3 separate regions of the Mus musculus genome follow, and regions 1 and 3 are each linked to region 2. The links are chromatin loops, found by intact Hi-C in ENCODE. Cell type or tissue: left cerebral cortex. All regions are shown on one strand.

The links. Peaks named below come from ENCODE experiments on the same cell type or tissue, not always from the same donor. Only the 100,000 strongest peaks of a DNase experiment are listed, where the experiment ranks them.
Region 1: a loop joins it to region 2, with 10 times the contacts of the local background. A loop is called at or near these places in 4 of 42 quality-filtered maps.
Region 3: it touches region 2 in a loop (7-fold over the local background); 2 of 42 quality-filtered maps call a loop at or near these places.

Annotation. Positions count from the first base shown.
Region 1 is chr13:37,308,227-37,316,226 of GRCm38, reverse strand. No RefSeq gene overlaps it. Among named protein-coding and RNA genes, the nearest start is that of Gm40913, 21 kb to the left of the region's middle. RefSeq lists an enhancer at 2,417-5,261. In left cerebral cortex, a CTCF peak has its summit at 3,471 (motif pointing right); DNase peaks (open chromatin) are centred at 3,808, 4,483, 6,366, 6,763 and 2 more places; H3K4me3 peaks cover 495 bases; H3K27ac peaks cover 1,899 bases.
Region 2 is chr13:36,887,903-36,895,902 of GRCm38, reverse strand. F13a1 (coagulation factor XIII, A1 subunit) reads left to right here. Exons shown (of 15, transcript NM_028784.3): 13 at 2,937-3,097. The region is part of intron 2 of Gm30489 (a long non-coding RNA gene); the gene reads right to left. Among named protein-coding and RNA genes, the nearest start is that of Gm30489, 68 kb to the right of the region's middle. In left cerebral cortex, no CTCF peak of the experiment used is centred here; DNase peaks (open chromatin) are centred at 3,487, 4,039, 4,911, 7,569 and 3 more places; H3K27ac peaks cover 2,079 bases.
Region 3 is chr13:37,286,339-37,294,338 of GRCm38, reverse strand. No RefSeq gene overlaps it. Among named protein-coding and RNA genes, the nearest start is that of Gm30600, 41 kb to the right of the region's middle. In left cerebral cortex, a CTCF peak has its summit at 3,614; a DNase peak (open chromatin) is centred at 3,470.

The DNA of each region.
Region 1 (8,000 bases), 420 kb before region 2:
TCTGTGCTCTCAATAGCCCAGCCCCCAAATAACTGCACTTACATGAACTTCTGATAGAAAATGATGGTTAATTCTAGATGTGGTCACGCATGACTGTAATCCCAGGATTCTGGAGACAAAGGCAGGAGGATCAGGTGTTTGAGGTTGGCTTGTTCTATATAGCAAGACACTGTCTAAAAAAATGCTGAATAAAGAGAATCATAATTAATTGTTGCTCAATCAGCTTCTCCCTCCATGAATAAATCATGCCTCTTAGCACTGACATCCATTGCTTCACCCTGACAGCAAAAATGCTGTCATTTCATCCTCACCATAAGTTTGTATAGATAATGAATGTTCTATGAGAAAGAGGGATGTAGGGAAGTCTTTTCCTACTTGTGATGGAAAATTTTCTTATTGAGTTTTATGTACAACAACCTAAAATTTGTATATGTGATTGACAATGTTGAATTTTACATATAAGATAACCGACAAGGATGCATATATATCATTAAGACAAGTGTACAACTCCCTGTGATTTATAGCTCCACATTATAGTGTTCTCTGCCCTATTTCCAGATTCCACTCTATATTTGAAAAATTATTTAATGATATACTTTCAGATATATGAATAACTACTCATATTGCTACTTCCCATTTCTTAATTTCTTCCTCTTTAATGATTGAGTCTACGTATTCAATTTCTATTGTGGAACATGCAGAGTTAGATCTCAAATCCCACCAATCCTTATGCTCATTCTCCCAACTGCTCTGTCAAGGTAATAAAATTTCTCAGAATTTTCTTAAGTTAATATTCAACATTTATATAATTATGACCACAGGAAGGGTTCACAGCAAAGCCAGATATTGGACTATGATTATGTTTGCTTTACTGTATGACTTTGTGCTTTCTCTGGAGTCTGTTATTGAGTTAGTCTTAAATTTGTATCACCTTCCTCTAGCTTTCTTTACCACCATCAGTAATTCATTCCTACGTCCTGGAAACTATTCTTCTGGGATATTTATTCATTTCATTTGTATCTTCTAGGAGAGAGTCTTCAGAAGGTCCCATGCCTCATTCTTCTACATTCTTCTTTCATCATCAGGCCTGAAAGCCTGCCTACTATACTCCGCAGAGCACTTTGTCAATCACTCTCTTTAGGTACTCCCGTTAAAGGCAGTCACAGTTTTTGTTTGTTTTTGGTTTTTTAGAGATCACACCTCCTTTTAAATAAAAAAAGGTGACTTATTTATTGTATTTTATGTGTATGAGTGTTTTGCCTGCATGTCTCTGTGTTCATCAAGTGCTTGCCTGGGGTCAGCAGCGGTCCTAGGAGGGCATCAGCTCCCCTAGAAGTGGAGTTCCAGATGTTTCTGAGCCATCATGTGGGTGCCGGGAATGGTACCCAGGTCCTCTGAGAGAACAGCAAGTTCTCTTAACCACTGAGCCATCTCTCCAGCCTTAACAGGATTTTAAACTTTGGAAACATACACCATTAGGTTTCTGGCAGGGCATTTCCAGGCAAGTGTCAGGAATTGCTGCTCAGTGATATCATGGACCCTTGGAGCTCCTGAACAGCAGCGGAGAGGCACAGGGAATGGCCTCCCACAAGCATTGACTCCTGAAGGCAGCTACAGAGGTGTGTGTGTTTGATTACAATTTCTAGAAATACCTTTTTCCCAATTTGTTTTCTCTTCTTGTAACAACTCAGTGACCCATGCTAAGTCTCCTTCACTTCGAAATAACGTCCGTTTTCTTGGTTGCTAACTCAGTAGACATGTTTCCCCATTTGATGAAGGAGACTTCCCCTGTATGGAATAGTGAACTCCAGCTGCTGTAAATGAGACTATCCAAGGAACTTTGCTCAACGCATGAGCCCTGTCTTTGGTTTAAGCTCTGCTGTTGTCCCTTTGGAATTATTAAAGACTTATTGTTGAGAGAGTTTTGCTCTGGAGCCCAGGCTGGCCTTAAATGAGCTAACCCTCTTTTTTGGTTTGCTGAGAGTAGGATTTATGCACAGGCATGCCAAGCCTTCTGGAAGACTTTTTAAGACAAAGGATCCCATTTGATCGATATCAGTTTGCCTCGATCCCCTCAAGTTGTGGAGCTCATCTTGTTTTTCTCTTTTCTTGGATAAAAATTGGTCAATCTTTTTTTTTTTTTTTTGCCTTTTATTGGAATTTCTGGGAAGCTTATGTGAAATGTTACATTTTTCAATCTTTCATTGTTACTAGCATTTAAAACTTTTAAAAATCCCCTTTCTGTCTTCTTACTATTCCCTTTCTTGTGTATACAATATGTATTCACATATATAGTCATATATATATTTATTCTTGTACACACACACATATATAAAATGCATTCAGTATTTTTATCCATTCTTCTGAGAATGCTAGTAGCCATTCTTTCTGTACATTTTCTTAGGGGCTTCTTCTTCCCCACCCCTGTTTACTTGCAGGCAGTAGTTTGTGTTGCAGGTAAAAGCAGATACACAGGGTTTGCAAAAGATGAAAGGTTTTTTTTGTTTTGTTTTGTTTTGTGTTTTTGTTTTCTTGTTTTTCCTCCTCCGAAGTAAGAGAGAATAAAAGGCCAGGCAGTGACACAACTACTTTAAGGTAGAAGAGGCAACATTGAGGAGCAAGAGTGTCTGGAAAGTGGGAGGATCTGCTTCTGAACTAGCCAAGTATTGTACAGACACAAAGCTAAAGAGGAGAAGAAACTGAGAAGATCTGCAGTGCAGGAATCAACGCCGGCTCACCATCAAGCGGCACTGCGGTCTCACCTGAACCTTCAATGTGCAGCCAGCCCACTCAGCGACCTCAGGCCACCCTTTCTTCTTAGCCTTGGGTGGGACGAGGGGCAAGGCAGAATGGTGCTTGCTGTCAGTTGTTGGCTAGAGCTAAGGTGAGGGGCAAAGTGTTGAGGGATGCTGAGGACAGAAGTACAGAGGAGCAAGGGAGCTGGCTTTTCTATCCAGATCTGGTAAAGCAAAGAACAGAGGAGTGACTAAGGGAGCCAGGGAGATGCCTCTGAAGATGGGACCCTATGCTTATAGGCAGTGTGAAGCCTGTTCCTTAGTCTTGAAGGAATGGAAACTCAGAAGAATGCAAGCGGGCTCTGAACACACAGATGATTCTGCAGTTGAATTCCGGAGGGAGAAACACCTCGGGGAGGGGCTGTCAAGTGAACAACTTAGACGGACCCAGGAAAGATCACATAAGGAGTCCTGCTTCAAGACTGTCAAAGCCATTGGGTCTTTTAGGTTTAAATTCAATTCTGCAATGGGGTGAAATGTAAGGTATTAGTTTTAGGAAGGACCCTTGCTTACTTGGTGATTCACCTGTGAATAACAGCAAAACCCCAAATCCGAGAAACAATGCATCAGGCAATACTAGATCCGCAGCCAGCCAGCATCCCGCCCCTCAAGAAAAAAATTGCAGACCATGACATCATTCCTCTGGTCTCCCCACACCTGCTCGAGTCCCTCGATGATACCACCAGATGGCGATGTTGGCCTAAGTTGTAGTACATTCTCTAGTCCTGGGAAAGCCTGACCTGAATATAAAACTTCCCTAATCACCACATTTGATTCCCCAGCAGAACAGCACAAAAAAACCTACTGCGGATTCCAAAGAGGCCAACATGGCATCTCACTACATTGCGTGGTCCGCAGACCAGACATCGGTGCATATTAAAGTGTGATTGCAAGAAAACAACTTTAAAATTCAGAGTCCAGGAGTGGCCCCCCGCTCCCCCGCCTCCCGCGCCTAGTCTCGCTTTGCGCTCCCTACCCCCACCCACGGTCCAGCAATCTCGGACGTGAGGCTTTTCTGCAGCCGCAGCGGCATGGCTGGCAGTGTGGCGCGGAGGTGGCAAGCTCTAGGGACCCACGCAGCGTCTGTCTGTGCAGTGCCCAGATGGCAGGGGCTGGAGAGGCCTCCAGAAACCTGCAACTCAGTAGCATTTCCCCAACTGGATCTCTGTCATCCTCCCAGGCCACCCCAGCTCAAGAGAACCTACCCCATCCAGAACTTCAGGAGGCAGCTTGGGGCCAGCAAAGGTGGGAGGTGGTGGCATGAAAGTAAGGTCTAGTTAGGATGACCAGTCTCCAGGGTTAGAAGTTTTATAGCTTACAGGGCTTCCACGATCCCAGGTGCCCACCCAATTGGTATTGCTTCCACTAGTAGGTCGCGCCTTGTGTAGGACAGTGTATGATGGGCAAGATGGACCGCAGGCGCCTGCTAGAGAGTGACACTCTGGCTCCCAGTAGCTTGCACCAAAAGGTCCGATGACTGTCTCTGGTCCCCAGCAGTCAAACCTCGGTGGTACTTCTAGGCCTCATAGGCGCGTGCTCATGGCGCACGCACAAAGCCCAGCGGTGCAGTGCTCCCCGGCAGGCCTGGGCTGGCCCCCTCGAAGCGACCAGACGGTGTCTCACAGCGGGCTTGTCCCCGCCGAGGTCATCTGCTAGGCGCAGCTGGGCCGCGGAAAGTAAGAAGCTGATGAATTTTTCATCGCGATTCCCTTGGCTGTCGATCTGAAGGCAGTTTCTGGGGCAGCAGCCTTTAAGGACCTGTCTGTGCCAAGGGCAGCCCCTCCCCCACCGCTCTAATTACTGATAGACAGGAGAAGCTGGTCCCAGGTCCCCTCCTGCTCCTCCAGGGCGTGTCCTGGTCCCTCTGGCTTTGTTTGATTTCTGAGCATTGGGCGAGTGGGAAAGGAGGGATGAGGAAGAGCGCCTGTCTAGTTTAATAGCATGTGTAGACAACCTGCCTGGAAAAAGGAACACAGAGGTGCTCAGCTCTGACCTCCAGGAGTTTGCAGGGATCTGCGGGGATAAACTCACAAAATGGAGATGAAAGAGTCTAATGTGGGCCAAGGGCCGGGCTAGTGGGGCTGTGAGTGAGACCGGGGCTCAGGGAGAGACATGGGGAAGGGATAAGTTGAAAGGAAAGGACTCCAACACCCGGGCACAGGAAGGGGCAGAATGAGGGCGGGTCTAACTTTGCGCTCTCGAGGGGACCAGAGGCACACAGGTGCAAGGTGTGGACCTGGATCTACCCAACACATAGGTAGGCCTATCACAGGTCAGAAACCGGCCTTTTCTTGAAAATATGATACAGATATATCAGGAGAAGTCACTATTAGATAAGAACACTGAGGGGCTTTTTGTTCCTGAGTGGGGGAGGGGATGGGGAGGGTGGGAAAGGGTGGGGGAGCGTGGGGGAGGGCTGTGCCAGGTTTTTTTTTTTTTTTTTTGTCACACGGATTGTTTTTGCATAAATGTAAGTTAAAAATACACACTTACATACCATGCACACTGTTGTGTATGGAGATGGTCTCTAGAAATAGTTTTGTTTGTTTGTTTGTTTGTTTAAAAAGGTAATGCAGGTATTTCTAAATTTTGGTGAAATAAACAAAAGAATTCACCCAGAGTCACAATCTTTGTATATGTCCTTATTTTTTCCTTATCTTATTTATTTTTTCTGTGCAGACCTCGTTTCATTGAGACCATTTTTTGTAAGCGCAGTCATTCAATAAATGCTAATAAATAAGAGACCATAGCAGGAACATTCCCTTAATCTCTAAGTAGAGCTGGGCATGGTGGCTCCTGACTGAAATGCCTGCACCTGGAAGGTGGAGGGCGGAGAAGGAGGCTAAAGGCAGTGCTCTAGGCAGGGCTGAGCTCTGTGGAGTTAGAGGTGGAGTTCCGGACCTGGCAGAGCTGGGTGTGACTCTGCTTGAAGAAAGGAAAAGGTGGAAACATCTCAAGGTGCCTGAAGAGGCTTCTCATCTCACCTCCCAACGCTGAGCTGAATCGGAAACAGCTGGTGACAAGGAAGTTGTGGGGCCCAGCATTCCTAGCATCCTCCTCGCCCCCTCCCAGAGTCACCCCGCCCCCCCGCCCCCCCCCTCACATACTCACACCCTTACCAACCTCTTCCTCAGTGGTAGCTGCGGTTCTAGGACTGAGCAATTCCTCTCTACCTTCTATTCTGAAAACCTGTGCAGAGACTGGTAGCTTATCAAATGCGTTCTCATTGCTTTGCTCCTAGGTTTAATTGAATTAATTTTAACACCTGTTATACCTGCTACAAAGATCAAAAAACTGAGCCTCCATTAGAGTTTTCCTCTGAAACATTAAGTGGCCAAATTAAAGATAGAGCAAAGCTACAGGTTTGTTTTTTTTTTTTTTTTTTTTTTTTTTTTTTTTTTTTTTTAAGAAAAGGTGTTATTTGTGAACCGTGAATGTTTGCTGTTTGTTAAATTAGCTTTCACATTTAAAGCCACCAGAAAGACATTTTTATCAAATAAGAGAATGTGCCACCTGCTTTATTTCTTGGGGGAAAAACAGAGAGGGAGGGCTTCCATTTCTGGCTCTGAAGGAGGAGAGCAGAAAAAAGCCTTGTACTAAAAAACCAACGGCTGAATTAAAAAAGTATGAACTAGTAGCTTGAGAGCATCAAAGATGCAATCGAAGATGCGGGACTCTAGAGGGACCAGAATGGCATAGGAGGGCAATGCAGCCAAGTGAGTCCTTTAGAGCTCCTCTTGTGTCATGGGAGCATTTGTTGAGCCATGCAACGGCCTCTGGGGTATAGAATCAAAACAGAGTGACAGTTCCTTGCTTGTCTCCGTCAAAAAAATTGGAGTTCAGGATGCAAGGTTGCCAGGACTTGATGGACCATAAACACATCGAGATGGGAACCAAAGAAAATGGAGTCAGTATGCATTTTTTTTCTCCAAACCATTTCTCAGTCTTTAAGCTGTGCACGTGAAGAGTGAGATGCCAAGAAGCCAAATAAACACAGCTGTCAAGAGGCTTAAAAGCTAAGCCAAGATGCTGGCGTGCTTATAGTTCTGGGAAGGCAGAGCTTATAGTTCTGGCTGCTAAGGGGGAGGAGCCTTATGAAACCCTCATTGTCAGGTGAGTCCTGAAAACCAGTCCATAGGAGTAAGCAAACACAGGATAGTAGCTCTCATATGATATGCAACGTGGGCTGCAAGAGCCTCCACTCTGGCTGGGACACACCCGCACCTGCACACGCACACTCACAACTATCTCCTAGTGTTATATATCCTCCAGCTTTCCTGGAGGAAGATGATGTATTCTAATACCACAGAAGGTATTATATTTAACCCATTGTATTAATACCAGACGAATAATCCAGAGGGTCAGAGGTTCTGGCTGGTGAGGTGAAACAGGAGGGTAGTTTCCTGCCCTGTCAGGAAAAGGGTGGTGCTTCCATGGCCAATCATAAGATCTAGCTCTCGAAACTGATGTGGCCCAAATGTGAGGGAGAGCTGGACCAAGGCATTTAAAAAACTGGCCAGAAAGATCTAAGTAGAAGAGATGCTGGAGTCCATCCTTCCATGTGACTCTGCAAGGAAACTTGCCCGTCCTAGAGGATGAGGTTATTTCAGTCAAGGGCTCGTCACTGCCTTGCATCCTTTGGAAGATGGTTTGGCAACTTCTCACAAAGCCAAGCATGTTCTCACCACCCAACAGACAAACTCTTCAGGAGGTTTGGACCCAAAGATGGTAAAAGCTGAAGCTCATACAATAAACCAGCATCAGACCATTGATGCTATCAGCAGGTTTATTCTGGCCTGCTCAAGCGTGGAAGCAGTTAAGTTGCTCATCAAGAAGTGAATGGATAAAATGTAGCAAGTAAAGGTAATGGCGTTACTCAGTGGTGAGAGGGACTGAGTTAAGAAGTCATACAAAGACATAAAGAAAACTTAAACAAGTCAAAGAAGCCCGTCTGAAAGGTCTCCAGACAGACGACATGATTCTAAATATATAAAACTCTGGACAAGGCAAAAGTATGGGTACAGAGAAAAGGACAGAGGGTACTTAGGGTTAAAAGAGACAAGGGTGGTGGTGGTAAATAAGCAAAGCACAGAGAATTTTTCTGGGCATTGCAGTTACTCTGTGATGTGGTGCCAGGTGTTGAATCAAGTCAAAGTCTGTAGAACACACAACACTAAGAATCTGTAAACCCACTGGTGTTCTTTT
Region 2 (8,000 bases):
AGGAAAATACAAAACAGACTAAGAAGGAGAGACATGTTTGCCTTGCAGGCATTGCAACCACAAAATGAAAAAATTATCTCTGTAATTGGGTGGTGTGGAACAGAGAGACCTGACAGAGGTTATCTGAGCCAGAAGAATCCCATTGGTATCATAGGATATCTAATGTGCTCAATGAGACACAAAGGATGAAGAACCATTCTTGTTTGACTTGGTGTGGTCCTCAGTGTGAAAACTGATGATAGGAGAAGGTGGAGTTTTTAAGAGGCAGCACCTTGTGGATGATAACTAGGATATGTGATCCTAATTGACCTTGGAAGGGTTGGTACTGGTCTGTGGAGTGAGTCAATTCCTGGGAAAGCAGCTTATTATAAAGTAGGGCTGTTTTGCAAATAGGGCCCCTTGGGCACATGGCCAGTTCCCTTCCTGTTATGTCAGCACCATGCTGTTTGGATGCTCCAACCACTAATATTAAACTAAATCAACTAAATCTATTTTCTTTATAAATTTCCAAGCCTCTGTCATTCACATACAATAACAAAACCAGATTCAAACAGGAACAAAAGCAGGCAATGAAAAGTGATGGGCTTAACTCATATAATAAATATCACCCCTCATACAAACTTGGGCTTTATTTCCTGCCACCAAGTCTGGCCACCTGAGTTCCATCCTCCACATGGTAGAGGAAGAGAACAAACTCCTGTAACTTATCTGCTGATCTCCACTCATACGATTGTACCCACACAATGATAACTTTCTAAATTAAAAAATAAGGAGGATCACACTGGCTGCTGTGATGAGAAGCTCACAGAAGCAGGAATGGAGCTCAGAGGCCAGTTAGGATGCTGTAATCATCATCCAGCTGAAATGTAGTGGTCGTGTTGACAGTGCTAAGAACAAGTCCTGAAGATCGAGTCCACCTGATTGGCCTGTGCACATGAGAGGAAGGGGTGGATGAAACTCCATGAGTGAGAGGTGTGAAATGCCTTGGAATTCCTGTTACCTTCCAACAGGGTGGGAAACTCAGACTGGGTTTATATGGTTAAAGACATGAAGGTAACAGAACCTAGATCCTCCCATGGGCAAGGACATTGAACCAATGGGTGTGAACTGGGGCCCTGAGTGGAACTATAATTCATCACATCTCTCTACACCAGAAATAGAGCACAGTCCTTTTCCAACCTCACATGCACCCTTTCAATCTTCCTTGTCTCCTTAGCCCAACTAAAGGATGGACTCAAGCCATTCCCTGGCTGTAGAAGCAACACAACCAGACATGACAGCCTCACGCTTGCTCCTGGGCCTTCCGCATCATGACGGATTGTATCCAAAATAAACCTTTCCCCTGCAAATATTAAAAATGAGGGGATAACTCTATATGAGTTAATGGATTAAAATGATGTAATGTATTTCTCAATTGAGTCAATTCATGTAGGGACCAAACCTAAGCCCAAGTTGATTTTAATACAGCTCCATCAGTCAGACCACTCAGGGCTTGTCCCAGATCACTTCAAGGGAATTAGAACCTCATTCTTCTTTTGCAAATTTACTAATTAATGTAGGTAGGTGGCATCAATTGCATGCAATAAAACGCATGTTGCAATCTGAAGTCAATCCTAGTCTTTTGCAAAATCACACATGTCTGACCCTAAGCAAGCATCCTGCAGTGCCTCTACTGCAAGTAAAGTTTTCTAAGGAGAATGTGAGCAGACTTCAGATTGGTGATTAAAGGGAATGTGTAGGCTAGAGTCAGCTTGGGAGATTTGAATAACTTAAACCAACCAGTACCTTCAAAGGTGTTATCATTGTCACTTGGCTATATTTAGTTGCCTTTGCTTTTTGGAAGAGATGAGGCAGCTCCAGCCTGTGTCTCCCTTGGCTTTCCCCAGACACCATAAATGATGTTGGCAACCTCCCATCTCCACCACTCATACAGTGAAAATCTATTCCTCCTTCTCTTGCCGCGTTTAATAAACTTTATCTAGAACAATTTCTTGTGCGGTGGCACAACATGGCACTTATATAATGGACTATTTCAGGAGCAGTGTTCTCTGGGGCTCTGGTGCACAGTCCCATTTCTTCAGTGCTGTGATTGAGAGAATGGTCTGCCTCCAAGAAGAAGGGAGCCCTGGGGCTGAGACTATAAGTGGTGATAAGAACCCCTGCAAAGATGGGTACAAAGAAGATGCACAAGTCTTGCTGCCCTAAAGAAACCTAGTAGCCAAACACATTCCCCTAAGAAAAACCAGAAGACCACTGTTTATTATTATCCCTGGAAACATCAAGGGACAAAATGCACTGTCTCTAAGGACATACATACCTGGGCTCAGCCTACAGAACTGTCCTTTGGGCTCTAGAATCCTGGGCTATGGGAAATGGAGTCACAGAGTGAGCAAATGGACCCAGGCTACAGATACAACTCTGCATCCTCAGCCCCCATGGAGATTGAAAGAGGAATGAGACTACTTCCCATCCTCCATGCCATTCTGCAGGGCTTATTCTCTACCCTGAAAGCTAGCAGTAAGGTTTCCACACAGAGGTCTCTCCAGTCACAAAGAGGAGCGAGGGCACTCTATGCTCATTTTCTGCCATCTTGGGATTGCCTTGGCTCAGGTCAGAGCCTGCAAGGTTGAAGCTCCTAGGATTCACCTTTAATATCTCTGTTTACCCTTTCCATTTTACAGCAGCAAACACAATGCTTCGAAAGTTTGACAACTCTTTTCTGTAGTAAGACCCCACTGACTATTACATTTCCAGTGTATTCTTTCTTCACCCATGAGACAGGAGAGCTTGTCCCTGATTGACTCCTTGTATCTGTCTTTTGCTGTTTTTCCTGGTGACTTGTGTGCTAATGAGGGGAGGATGGGAGAGGGCAAGTGAGCCATATGCCATCTCGTCCAGGTCTTGATGTCCGCCTTGTTGGTTTTTCCTCCCTTCAGCCAAGAAAAAGGAGGTGCTGGTCAGAGCGGGCGAGTACATGAGCCACCTTCTAGAACAGGGCTTCTTGCACTTCTTCGTCACGGCACGCATCAACGAGTCCAGGGATGTCCTGGCCAAACAAAAGTCCATAATACTGACTATCCCCAAGATCACCATCAAGGTCAGTGAACATCTCATCTCAGACAAAAAAGGAGGGCAAAGTGCTTAGTCAGTAGCCAGATTGTGTGTGCATGTGTGGGGGGAGGAGGGGGTGTCCAAAAGACATAATGGAGCTAGGATCTTCCTGTTCTTTGAAAGAAGTAAAATATTCTATATATAGTCGCATGCATATAACACTCCTCTCCTTATTTAAATATATAGATGTGACTGCAGATATAAATATAACCTGTGGTATAAACACACTTGTGGAGGAAGATAAAGATGTGTGATGGAGACAGAGACTCAGAACTCTCTGTGTCTTCAGAATAAAGTGGGTCAGGCTTACAAACTACCTACACTGTCCCTTCTGCATCTGGGGCAGTAATGTCATTCACTGAGGTGTGACTGTATGCAGTAGGATGTGCAAGCTGAAGTGTAGAGCTGGGGAGCAGTAGCTGAATATACATATGCCGTTATAAGCACCAGCTAGATGAAAATATAGAGGATCCCCAGGTCTTCAGAGAGCTCCTTCCTGCCTTTATCCTGTTCACAGTCTACCCCACATACCAAGATGACACATTTTTCTGGCTTCTGTCACCATGGCTTGTTTTTTCCCACTTGGATCATGGCTTTAGTTGTACAGAGAGCACAGAGTTGGTTGTCCAGGTAGTACAGGGTATTTCTTCTCAAGTTGCTCATGGGGACTGGTAAAGGAAAGCCAGGGGAGTGGGTTACCTGCTTCTCAGCAGCGTAGGCTAGCTTCTGGTGGCATCAGTAGACAGCCTTACCAAGACCCCTTCCAAGCACTGGAAGCCAAGCATCTAGTGGTCACCTTGGAGAGTGGTATTATATGCCACCTGGATGTGGCCTTAAATAACTTCCCTGGTGTCTGGAGAGCATTTGTCTCTGAAAAGACTGAGTGATCAGTATAAATCCTCCTAACATGAAGTATCCTAAAGTAACCAAGTAATCTAAGTGGCCCCAGAGATGGGACACTGGGCAGGAGTGAGAGATGAGCTTTGTTTCTTATGAACCACTTTTTAAGCTAATGGCTATTGTGTGGCATTCAATATGGCTGCTCTGCTTGCTTATATACTGGACCCTGGCAGCTGCTATCAAAGTATCACATATATAACTGAGCTTTCAACACTCAATAAAACCTACAGGTAAGCAGTACAAATGTTTCTACTTTATATGTGAGAAAACTGAAGTGCAGAAGGGCTGTAAAACTCGTGCAAGATCGCATCATCATCAAGATGGAGAGCTAGGTCTCTAACCCCAGCAGTCCAGTTACAGAAGCAGAATGAGAATTGCCTCATCCACTTCTTCTCAAAATCTGGTTGTGTATAGATGGTACATGGAGCACCCCACAATGAGGCTCACGCAAAGCTGAATATGTATAGGGCCTATTGAAGAACAGAATGTCAGACCCTCTACCTCTAGGGAGGTTTATGTCATTCTCTCTCTCTTCTGTTCTTGAAATGCAGTCACTTACCATAGACCTGTTGTGATTGGTACTGTCTGCACAACAGGCCTGAAGAGGCAGAATGCAAATGAGGCTGAGGGAGAATCAGAATTCTGTAGGTAGAGTCAGAAACAAATGCTAAACAGGAAAACAGGGCACTTGGGTTACTCCAGGAGTGCCATCTTGCCCTGAGAGCATGAATTCATTAGCTGGGGGCACAAGGACCACAGCAGCAGGAGGCACACTGGCTCTCCATAGTCAGAGATCTTGAAGATGTCCCTTAGCCACATAGCAAAGGCATCTTTTGCTGCTCTGAGGGGGATGTAAGCAGAGCCTGTGCCCATGCTCAGATCTCTGCCTTTCCCACCAGAGACAGTTCTCATGTTCACCTCATTATGAAGCAATGGCTTGTCCCTGCCAAGATCTCAGGAGAAGCTTTTCCAAGCTGTGAAGTGTTCAGACCACAGCACAAAATAGAATTTAATTGCACCACTGATAATAAAATGTGTGTAGAGAAGAAACTGATACTTTTGATCTTTTGGGGTATTATTAATTAGAAAGGTTGGATTTTTTTTCTATCTTTTAAGATTCTTTGAGAGCAACTGAACTCCCCATGGCAGAATTACAGAGGTCTCATTCTGCATGCTAGTAGACCAGGGCAGGACTGGAACCAGGGTTGATTGGGTTCAGTTTGAGTTAATTTCCATGACAGAAGCAGGGGTTCTGGTTCTGTTGGACATTCAGAGTCAAGGCCATTTTCTGAGAAAGAAGATCTATACTGTCCAGGGCTAAGACTGGAAAAACTATAGATGAGACACTATCACACAAGCCCTAACCATTAACCCCACTAATTTCAAGGTTAAAGTAAATCCAAACAGGCAATGAGATGTGCCAGGGAAAGGGACTGCTCACCCTAATGCCACTCAGATATCACCCAGCTGTGACAGATCCGGATTTCAGAAACTGTGGGAATGGCACTAGGCACCTGTGACACTGGAGACATAGTAAAACAGAGCTGTATCCTTCAGAAGCCAGTTATGCACTGGGAGTGATGGGGAGGGCTCAGGAAGGGAAGGAAGGGGCTTGCTGTTGGGGGTACTGGAAAGATGGTAAGAAAATACTCTGTTGGACTGCAATGTGGGAGAGCACTTCAGAGAATTAAGTAAGATAAATGGCATAAAGCAGGAACTCCAAACACACTAAAAGTACAAAGCCCACAAGGGTTCCAAACACGTGGTCCAAAATTACCTGCAACATGTCACCTCATCAAGTGTTAGGAAAATGCTAGAATACTTTGTCCATCCCTCTGAAGCATGGATGGGCTCACAGAAGACTGAGTCTCTTACAGATGCTGTGCATGGATAAACCAGGCACAGGGTAAATGTGAAAGAGGTAGTTAGGAGGACAGATCCTTCCAGCTTCATTCTGCAGGCAAGAGGAGGAGGAGGAGGAGGAGGAGGAGGAGGAGGAGGAGGAGGAGGAGGCGGAAGCCAGCATGCTGACAGTAGTGGCAGCAGCTGAGAGATATTAAACACTGGAATTTTAGTAATGCCCTTGTATCATCTTATCTGAGAGATAGGTATTACTGTAACCTTCACTGGACAGAAACCCAGAGAAGTTAGTGCCTTATACAACAGTGACCAAACCATGAGCCCTGCAACCAAGGGAATTTAAAGCTGTTTTCTCCACAGGACACCCATGTAACCCTACCAAGTCACTGAGCCTCCCAGAGTCTGTTTTTCCACTGAAGTGAGAATGGCAATGGCAATTCTTTCATCATGGCATCCTTGTGTTGACTGGGCCAAGGATGTGTGATAACTATGTCACAGTGAACAGTTGGTACATGATTCTGGATGACTATCTCATGGACATACCTGATCAAGGAAGGACAGAAACCCCTCTCCCAGATCTCTCTTGGTGTGATGTGACCTTTGGGCCACATTGTTCTTCACACTGGGACTTTTATAGGCAGCATAGACAGGAAGGTTTGCGGGTTGCAAAGTTGGGAGATCACAGCTCTGATGAATTATCAAGAATTTAGACCAAGGGAATAGGCTGTCATCAATGAATGGTTATCATTCCACCATCAGAGATGGAGAGAGATACATGTAGGTACCAGAGAGACCATGGGGAATTGCTTGGAGGGTAGGGTAGATCACAGAAGTGGCTTTGTTTAGGGTAGAGGTTGGGAGCCAAGGAAGACTAAAGATAGGCTCAGCAGAGCATGTAGAGACATTTAGAGTTGAGTCTAGAATGTTTTGGATGAAGCTTTGTCATTGGCTCCATGAAAAAGACTTTGGTGAAAACTCTGCCTCCCAACAGTTATACAAAGTCTTGGCCCCAAAACATTGCCTTCTAAGACTCCTAGGTTTGATCCCAGCAATGTAGCTGCCTGAAAGCTAGAATCCAGATGTTCTCCAACCCCCTGCCACCCCCCCATCTTCCTTTTTAATGCAAATCTAGACATCCTGGAATGATACTAGATCTATCTATCTGAACCTAAGCTACATCCACCAAACTACATGGGTCAGTAGCCAGGTTCTTACATCATAATGGGCACATCTTGAGTTTCATTCATCCCCATGGCGATAGAGACTGGGTTTGAGTTAAATTTGTCCCTATTTAACTATGCCCAGCACCCACCCTTCATGAGTCATGGTGCGTGATCCTCATATGGGAAATGGCAGGGGGAGACACTCGTTAAACTTTAATGAGCATACATCTCTTTTTCTGTGCTATCAAAATATTTTGATGAGAAAAGTATATTTTATTAAAAGCAGACTTGGAATTTTTCTCTGCCTTTCCATGTGTTGATTGTCAAAAGCTGCTTTAAGTCTTGGGGGAAAAGGCTCCCTGGCATTTTAATTGTTCGTGAGCAGTTGCCATTTGGAGAAGAGGGGCCACAGAAGGAAGCAAGCTGGTCTGCAGACAGCACATACATTTTTCAAAGTGCTGTGACCCACAGCGTGTGAGCAGCGATTTAACAGGGTTCTGTGGTTCTCAACAATGAAGCTTCTTATTCCCATGCTCAAGATGGGCCGAGGCAACTGTGCAGGAAAGCGGGCAAGCCCAGTGGCATGGCAGGCTTCCAGACCCACATTCCCACCTAGAAGGCACTGAGCTAACAACAGCTTCACAGCTACCGTGGATGGTAAGAATAGGTCACATGAGAAGTGTCACTGCTGACCCCCACCCCCCGAATAAAATCAAGGGAAGGCCCCATCTCATCCAGCACTTATACCTACATAAGCTGTGCTCATCCATGCTCAGAGAGAGGAGTCTACCCACTCACCATCAGGCCCATAGCGTGATGAAAAGCTTCACCCCCTATGGAAAGGGAATACTTCCCTGTCTGGACAAGGTCCGTCATGATTCAACCCCATATCCATTTCATCTAACTCTAGATACTAACATAGTTTGTCTCAATAATTATCATATTTTTATGCTCCAACTAGAGCTT
Region 3 (8,000 bases), 400 kb before region 2:
AACAAAACAACCAACCCAATGTCAGGTGTGGGTTACCTCTTCTTGAATTGTTGGTCAGTGGGATCTGACATATCCCCCAAATACTATAGGTTATTGCCATTGATCATAGTTACTCTCCAGAACTTGATGGTGAGGCCCACATATTTGAGTCACAGAACATGGAGAGAGTCAGTTGGTACCAATCTGGAAACTTCTTCCTTCCCGGCTGGCATTATTCATAGTAGGAGGTACTATGCCCACTACTAGGGAGGAAAAGAATCAATAGCCTTATCCAGCTGTGAACACTGTGTGCTTCAATACCAAGTGATTTGGGAACTGCCCATTTGTGCAATAGTGACACGAATATTATCAGAGTTACCAACAACTTTTTTTTTATAAGATATTTTCTCTATTTACAGTTCAAATGTTATCCCCTTTCCTTGTTTCCCCTCCAAAAACCTCCATTCCATTCCCTCTTCCCCTGCTCACCAACTCACCCACTTCTGCTTTCCTGTCCCCTACACTGAGGCATCGAGCCTTCTGAGGACCAAGGACCTCCCTTCCCATTGATGTCCAACAAGGCCATCATCTGCTACATATGCAGCTGGAGCCATGGGTTCCTCCATGTGCACGCTTTGGTTGGTGGTTTAGTCCCTGGGAGCTCTGTAGGGCATTGGTTGGTTCATATTGTTCCTCCTATGGGGCTGCAAGCAACAACTTTTTAAAAATTCAGTTTAAGTTCTATTCCATGAAATGGAACTCATGTCTGTTACTTTTAACTGAGCCAAGAACTCATGACCTGATAGCCCATAAGCCCTAGGAAAGAACCAACTCTATTATTCTGCTAAATGGACAGAGTACTAAGCTGCCTCCTAAGTACTTATCTTTATACCCATAAAGCAGCACAGCACGCAGCTCTCATTATCGATGCTTCTTGCTTGCAGGAGAGGGTGATTACTATAGAGAATCACGTTGGTCAAAGTGCAGAGGATTAACTGTGGAAAGCTTAGTCCTAAATGGAGCATCTATGTCATATCTATCTCCTCCTGTCAAGGCTGAGCTATCATCATGGAAAAGGGAGCAGGAAGATCTTAAGAACACGAGCTAATAGATGACTGTAGCGAAGCCATGCTTCTCAGATATAACCGGACTGCTGCACACATATACTAATATCAACTGTGACTATATGAACAAGACCCATGCAAGTTGTACCCAGAAGAAATTCCCAATTTCATCTACTCTTTTTTTTCCTAACCCTACTGAGTCTTCTCATCGGTGCCTGCGTGTGCCCAGGTGAGGAGTCATCCAGTGGAACACAGGTCACATGACAGGTGCCACAGATGAAGAAAACCGATTCTCGTACCCACACCAGCCACAGTTGCCAATAGCTCCTCAATTAGGAGTTAGCTCTAATAAGTCCCTCTGCCTTCCATGCTGGAATTTGGCTACTATTTCTCTGTAGTGATCTACTGCTACCTCTGGATCTCAGTTTTTTTCTGCCCCCCTCTTCCATGATAATCCTTGAGAACTGGGAAACAGAACGTGCTATAGGTTTCCTATTTAGGGCTGATAACTCCACAATCTCTTATTCTTTGCACTTTGACCACCAGGTGTGAGTCTCTGTATTCAACATCATCTCCTGCAAAAGTAGCTTCTCTGATGATGGTGGAGAGCCACACGAATCAATGGGTATAAAGATAAATGTTTGGGGACAATTTATACTATGTCCATTTATTAGAATATTTGTAATAGGTTCTTCCCTAGAGCTTATGATACACTAAGCCCTAGGTTTTTGGCTCAGTTAACTGCAGTAGGCATGAGTTCCATCTTGTGGGGTAGACCTCAAATACAATCAGAAAATGGTTTGCTACTCCAGAGACATTCATGCCACTATTACACTATTGTGTTTTAGTGGCTGCCAGGCTGGTCATTGCTGTAGCTTACAGGAGTCACAGCTGAGTAAACCGTTACTTTTCTCCCACAGTAATATGGACAATGCCTCTGATTCCATGACTGCTAGCCAGTAGGGATGAAGTATTCAGGGCAGTATCAGTTGATTTCTCCGTGTTCTATGGCTCAAGTATTTTCAGCAACAGGATCTTACCATCAAGTTTAGGAGGGTAACAAAGACTGATGGCATAGGTTATTTTGGTTTTGGTGAGGGGGTGTCTATGAGATTTATTACCAACATGAAGAGACACAATTTACACTGGACGCTGTTTTCTTGTTTTTTTTTTTTTTTTTTTTTTTGATAACTTATGGCATCTGGAAGATGTTTTGTCCCTAGGTATAGGGTAATTCCACTTATTTTATACATGTATATGTGTATGTGTTTGTGTACATGTTTTTGAAGCTCACACAATAGTAGGTTTCCATAGATCATGATATGTCTATGTGTGCACATGTGCATTTGAGTGCCAGTGGCCACCAGCATAAAGAGTTAGATCTTCTAGGGCTAGATGCCCAGGTGGTTGTGAGCAGAAGTCTGACATGGGTGCATTGTTCTTGAACTGTTCAAGAGCAGTGAGTGCTCTGAAGGCTAAGTTGTCCCTTCAGCCCCAGTCCCCCTTCTTTATAGCTCCTGACTGTTCATGCAAGGACATGTCCTACTCTGTAGTTTGTTCAGTTCTTGAAAGGATAATGCTTCCTGAAAGGATAATGCCTCCTCTAGATTTGCATTTAACATTTCGTGGAGCTATTTATAATCTCAAGTTTTCCCAGTGTGGCCTTTGCTCTGGCTGGACTACCTAATTATCACACCGTGTTAAAGAAACCAAGCTCATTAGAACCATCTCTTTTGGATTCTTTTTTGCTTCCTCTTAACCCTGGCTAGCTGTGTTATGAGTATATGATTTTGAATGGGGAAATATAGCGGCATGCTTGAAAAACTTCAAATCCTTAGAAAATACCTCAAGAGTCATCTGCTTACTAAGGGTCTAATTTTCAAATATAAAGGACAGGACCTGATAGCTATTTGTAGCTCATTTAGGGTAGTTAATGAGGAGTTATCTAATGAAGAGGCTGAGCAACAGCCTAAGAGTCCTCTTGAATAGGCTTAATCATCTTTGTCTGATGATAATCTATTCATCTTTTTTTTTTAAACCTACCCAAAAGGATACTGAGGAGGTGACTGATTTAGAAATTTAGTAACATATTCAATCCAGTTTGGATTGGTTTTGTATACTGAAAAGGAATCACTGTTTAATAAGTGTGCTTCTACTATATAATTCACAGAGAAGAGAAACATGCTATTTAAGAAAAAGAAACATATTAGATGAGCTCGGGATTGTTAAGTAGCTTCCTAAGTGTTTGGCAATCTTATAATTTTCCCCTTGCTTTGTCTGCATATCTCACTTTTCTTTCCAGACTTGGTTGGGTTCTTTTAAAAGTCATCGTCTCCTGAAGCATGTAATTTTAAGTAACAAGACAGTGAAGTGACATATTGCAACACTGGAATTGTTGAGTCAGCCCTTCATAATTTCACAACTGTTAAAATACTCACACTGGAAACTATGACTAACTCCCTCTAATTCTCAAAAGCCCTCTCAAGAGAAAACTCACATTTTGTGCTACTCAAATGCCATCAAAATGACTCCCTTCTGGCTCCTAGTTCAGCTCAGCAGGCAGCTAGTAGAATAGCAGGTTGGTGCCTGTAAGCAGCTGTGGGCTGCATTAAAAGCTCGCCAGTAATTGTGTCTGAGAGATGAATAGGGCAGAGCCCACTACAGACTCAAGGTTGAAAAAAAAACCCAACAACAACAATGCTTAACAGATTCTGTTATGATTGCATCTTACAAGACATCCACCAATATTTAAGAATGTAAAAATCACTGGTTTTGATGGAGTTTGATGATGCTTTAAAAGGCATGTGTCAGATGCTGAAGTTTAGGGAAATTACAAAATTGAGTTCTTGAGATTCCTCTAAAATCCCCCCCCCCATTTTATTTTAGGGGTATGGGTGTTTTGCCTGCATGTAACTCTGCACAGCACTTGAGGTCTTGGTGCCCAGGGAGGCCAGAAGAGAGTCTCAAATCCCCATAGGACTGAAGTTATAATGGGTAGGAGCTGCCATGTGGATCCTTATGAAATTTATCCAACAAAATGCTTTAGCGCTATTGAAGGTGCTTTTAAAGTCCTCACAGATTACCCAAGTCCCTCTTGCCTTACAGAAATCTTCATCTGGTGAACCAGTTTGTTCAGCCAGAGCCACAGGCCCAGCCAAAGGTACTTGCTGTCTTATTTGTATATGTATTAAGGAGCTGATATTTCTGGTCTTTAAAAAAATGCCCTCTCTGAGTTGTCTGATGTGGATACAAGCATTGCAGTCACTTTTTGACTAACAATTAAAACAGGTCCTGAGAGATGTACCATCAAATTCAGGTGACTTCCTGTGTGAAAACCCTGTGGATCTCTTACACAAGCCTAGATGCTGGAGGTCAGTCAGGGAATATGGCCACTTAAAGCGACAGAGACACAGCAAAGACAAGACTGGGGGAGCTGTTGCCAGCGTCCCAGGGTGCACTTTCACAATCAACACTCTTTAAATAAGTAGGGGTATTCTCCACATGACCAAGAAAAACACGCTATTATCAATTGCATAAACAACCCAATAAATACAGATAAATGCATAAACAGCAAGCCAGCCACATAATTAATTGGTTGTTATCATGATCAAATACTACATGCTTTCTGTTATTTCATGTGTCACTATGCTGCTTTTATTAAACAATTTTTACATACAACATTTTTGATCATATTATCTCCCTTCCCCAATTTCTCCTGGATCTCCCCACCTCTCTATATGTTCTCTCTCTCTCTCTCTCTCTCTCTCTCTCTCTCTCTCTTTCTCTCTCCTCTGCCTCTGCCTCTCTCTCTCAAAACAGAAAAACAAACAAACAAAAAACAACCAACCAATCAATCAATCAATCAATCAATCAATCAAACAAACAAACAAACAAAAGATTCTGGAACTAAACACACATCACCTTAAAAGCCCACAGAGTCTGTTTTGTGTTGGTCACCTTCTTCTGGGCATGGGATCTGCCCTGGAGTGTGGTTCTTTGAAGATAACTGACTTTTCCTCTCCCAGCAGGTATCAATTACAAACAGCTTTTTGGTTAGGGGAGGGGTTTTGTCTTCACTTCTTCTCAGTGGTGGTGTGTGGTCTGGTTTGGACCTTTGCAAGTCTTGTGCACGCATGCTGCCACAGTCTCTGTGAGTTCATGTTTATCAGCCCTATTGTGTCTGGAGGATGCTCTTTCCCTTAGAGTGAGTCATCAGACACCTCTGGCTTTTACACTCCTTCTGTCTCCTCATCTGAATAGTCTCCTGAGCCTTGAGTGAAGACTTTGATAAAGGCATCCCATATAGAGATGAGTTCTCCAAGGTCTCTCTCTGCACATTGTCCGGTTGGTCTCTGTGTTAATTCCCACCTGCTGCAAGAAGAAGCTTCCAGATTAGGGCTGATCGATGAAGTGATCTGTGGGGATAGCAATGTGTCACTAGGAGTCATTTTCTTTCTATGATTGGCCACCAGAGTGGTAGGTATGCTGATACCAACAGTGCTGAAGCCAGGTAAGGAAACATGTAATGTCACCAGGCTAAAGGAACAAATCATCATTGTCATTATGATTTATGGGATCCTGTCTATGGGGGCCCATCATCAACTCAAATGCTATATGGCACATGGCTAATACTACATTACAGGTTTCACAGATAAGAACACTGAAGTGGTGGGTAGTTAAGTAGCCTCATTTTACAAATGGGAAGACTGTCTCATTAATTTCAATCTTTGTTGCTTGTGTCAGGTAGTGTCTATGGTGTGCCCAGATCACCCTCTGTACTGGCTAGTTTTGTGTCAACTTGACACATCTGGAGGAAATGCCTCAACTGAAGCTTCTTTTTCTGTGGCTACCTGTTGGCTCAGAAGTCTTTGCTCACAGGGCTGGATCTTGTGGAAGCTCCTGCCTTGTATCCCTAACCTGGTGGAAAAATTCACATCCTGGTCCTTTATTCTAGAGCAATCAACTTTATGCTTGACGTAAGGACAGCAGGTCCTTTGGCCTTGGGTAAACTTACTTCTGACCTACCCCTTGCTACCTACTTGGAAGAAGAAAAGGACAGAGAAGCCTCTAAGCTAAGGCATGGAGACTTCACACTCAACTTTGTCCTCTATGTGTTAGATTTTGAACTTATCTCACCTAAACTCTTTTCCTCCCTAAATGGGGGACCTCTGTTTAAAAAATTACACGTGTCAACATACTGGAGATGTTTTATAATGTCTGAAGTGCTTCACACACACATGATTCATGTCTGATTCCACAGTCCCCGCTGTGACTAGGTTTAAAGATGCTCCATGTTTGGATCAATATTCAAAGAGGGTCTTAAAATCATCTGAAATGAGAATTTATATCAGGAAGTATAAGAGATGTGAGACTCTTCCAGACTACAGATAGAAGACACACCTGAGGACAGAGGCTATCTAATACAGCAATGTGCCCATGCAGTGAGAACGCTGGGTCAGGGAGCCAGGAGACAGCTGGGAGGAAGAGGCCTGTGAGTCTCCACACGTGTGCATATCTGAGTGTATGTGAACATGTGGGGTATGTGTGTGTGTATGTGAACATGTGGGGTATGTGTGTGTGTGTATGTTAACATGTGGGGTATGTGTGTGTGCATACAATAGGAGGAGGAGAGACTGTACTAGGCATTTCATGTGATCATATGTCTGATGTGTATACACGTGATCATGTGTGTAATATGTACATACAATCATGTGTATTGTATGTATGTGTGCTGTGGACTGAAAGAAAAAACACTGCACCTCGCAAAGCATTTATGTGATTATATTCCTTTCTTGCTATCAGCCCTGTGAGTCTTCCTCCACGAATTTTGAAAAACCACGGCAGATATTGAACACATTGTGGCAACCTTTGTGAACTGTCCAGTAGTGCTCACTCCATGTTCCTGATCTTGCACATCTCGCCTCCAGATCTTTCCCATCTTCTAGAACAGATACTCTGGATCCGTTGATCAGCGATTACCCACTTCTCTCCCTCTAGCTCCTGACATTCTGCTTTCTGTCTCTGAATTTGGCTACTGCAGGAGCCTCTGATACGTGGAATCACAGAGCATGTGCCTTTTCATCACTGCCTACTATATTGGCCTTATTTTCCTCAAGGTTCCATGTTGTACCATTTGCCACACTATGCTTTTATAGGCTAAATAATATTCCACTATGTATGAGTTATCCTCCATGTATGGAGGGAAAATTGAACCCCACGCTAGTTTGTAGGGTGTCTTAATTAGGGTTTTACTGCTGTGAACAGACACCATGACCAAGGCAAATCTTATAAGGACAACATTTAATTGGGGCTGATGTACAGATTCAGAGGTTCAGTCCATTATTATCAAGGTGGGAGTATGGCAGCATCTAGTCAGGCATGGTGCAGGAGGAGCTGAGAGTTCTACATCTTTATTTGAAGGCTCCAAGGAGAATACTGGCTTCCAGGCAGCTAGGATAAGGGTCTTAAGTCCACATCCACAGTGACAAACTCACTCCAACAAGGCCACACACACCTCCTAATAGTACCACTCCCTGGGCCAAGCACAAAGAAACCACCACATAGGGTAGCCAGATTTTAAAAATATTTTATCTATGTATTGTGTGTATGTGCATGCACATGAGGGTGTGTGCGTGGGGACCTGTGCCTGGGGGTCAGAGGATGACTTTCAAAAGCTGGTTCTCTTCCCTCCTGTGAATCCCAGCGATGGAGCTCAGGTTGCCAGGCTTAGTGACAAGCACCCTCCTCATTCCCTGAGTCAGAAGCTCTCTCTGTGCAGTGTTTGTGCCGTTGGAGTAAACGTGTTCAGTGAATAGATCTCCATCATGCCTTCCCCAGAAGAGCGACCTCACGTAAGCCAATTCTTTCCTATAGGAGGGAAAGCCTAAGCAATATATGGCTGAGGTGGGCCTATGGAGAAAGTTGAACAAAAGAGAGGGCATTAGAGAAAGCTTTCTG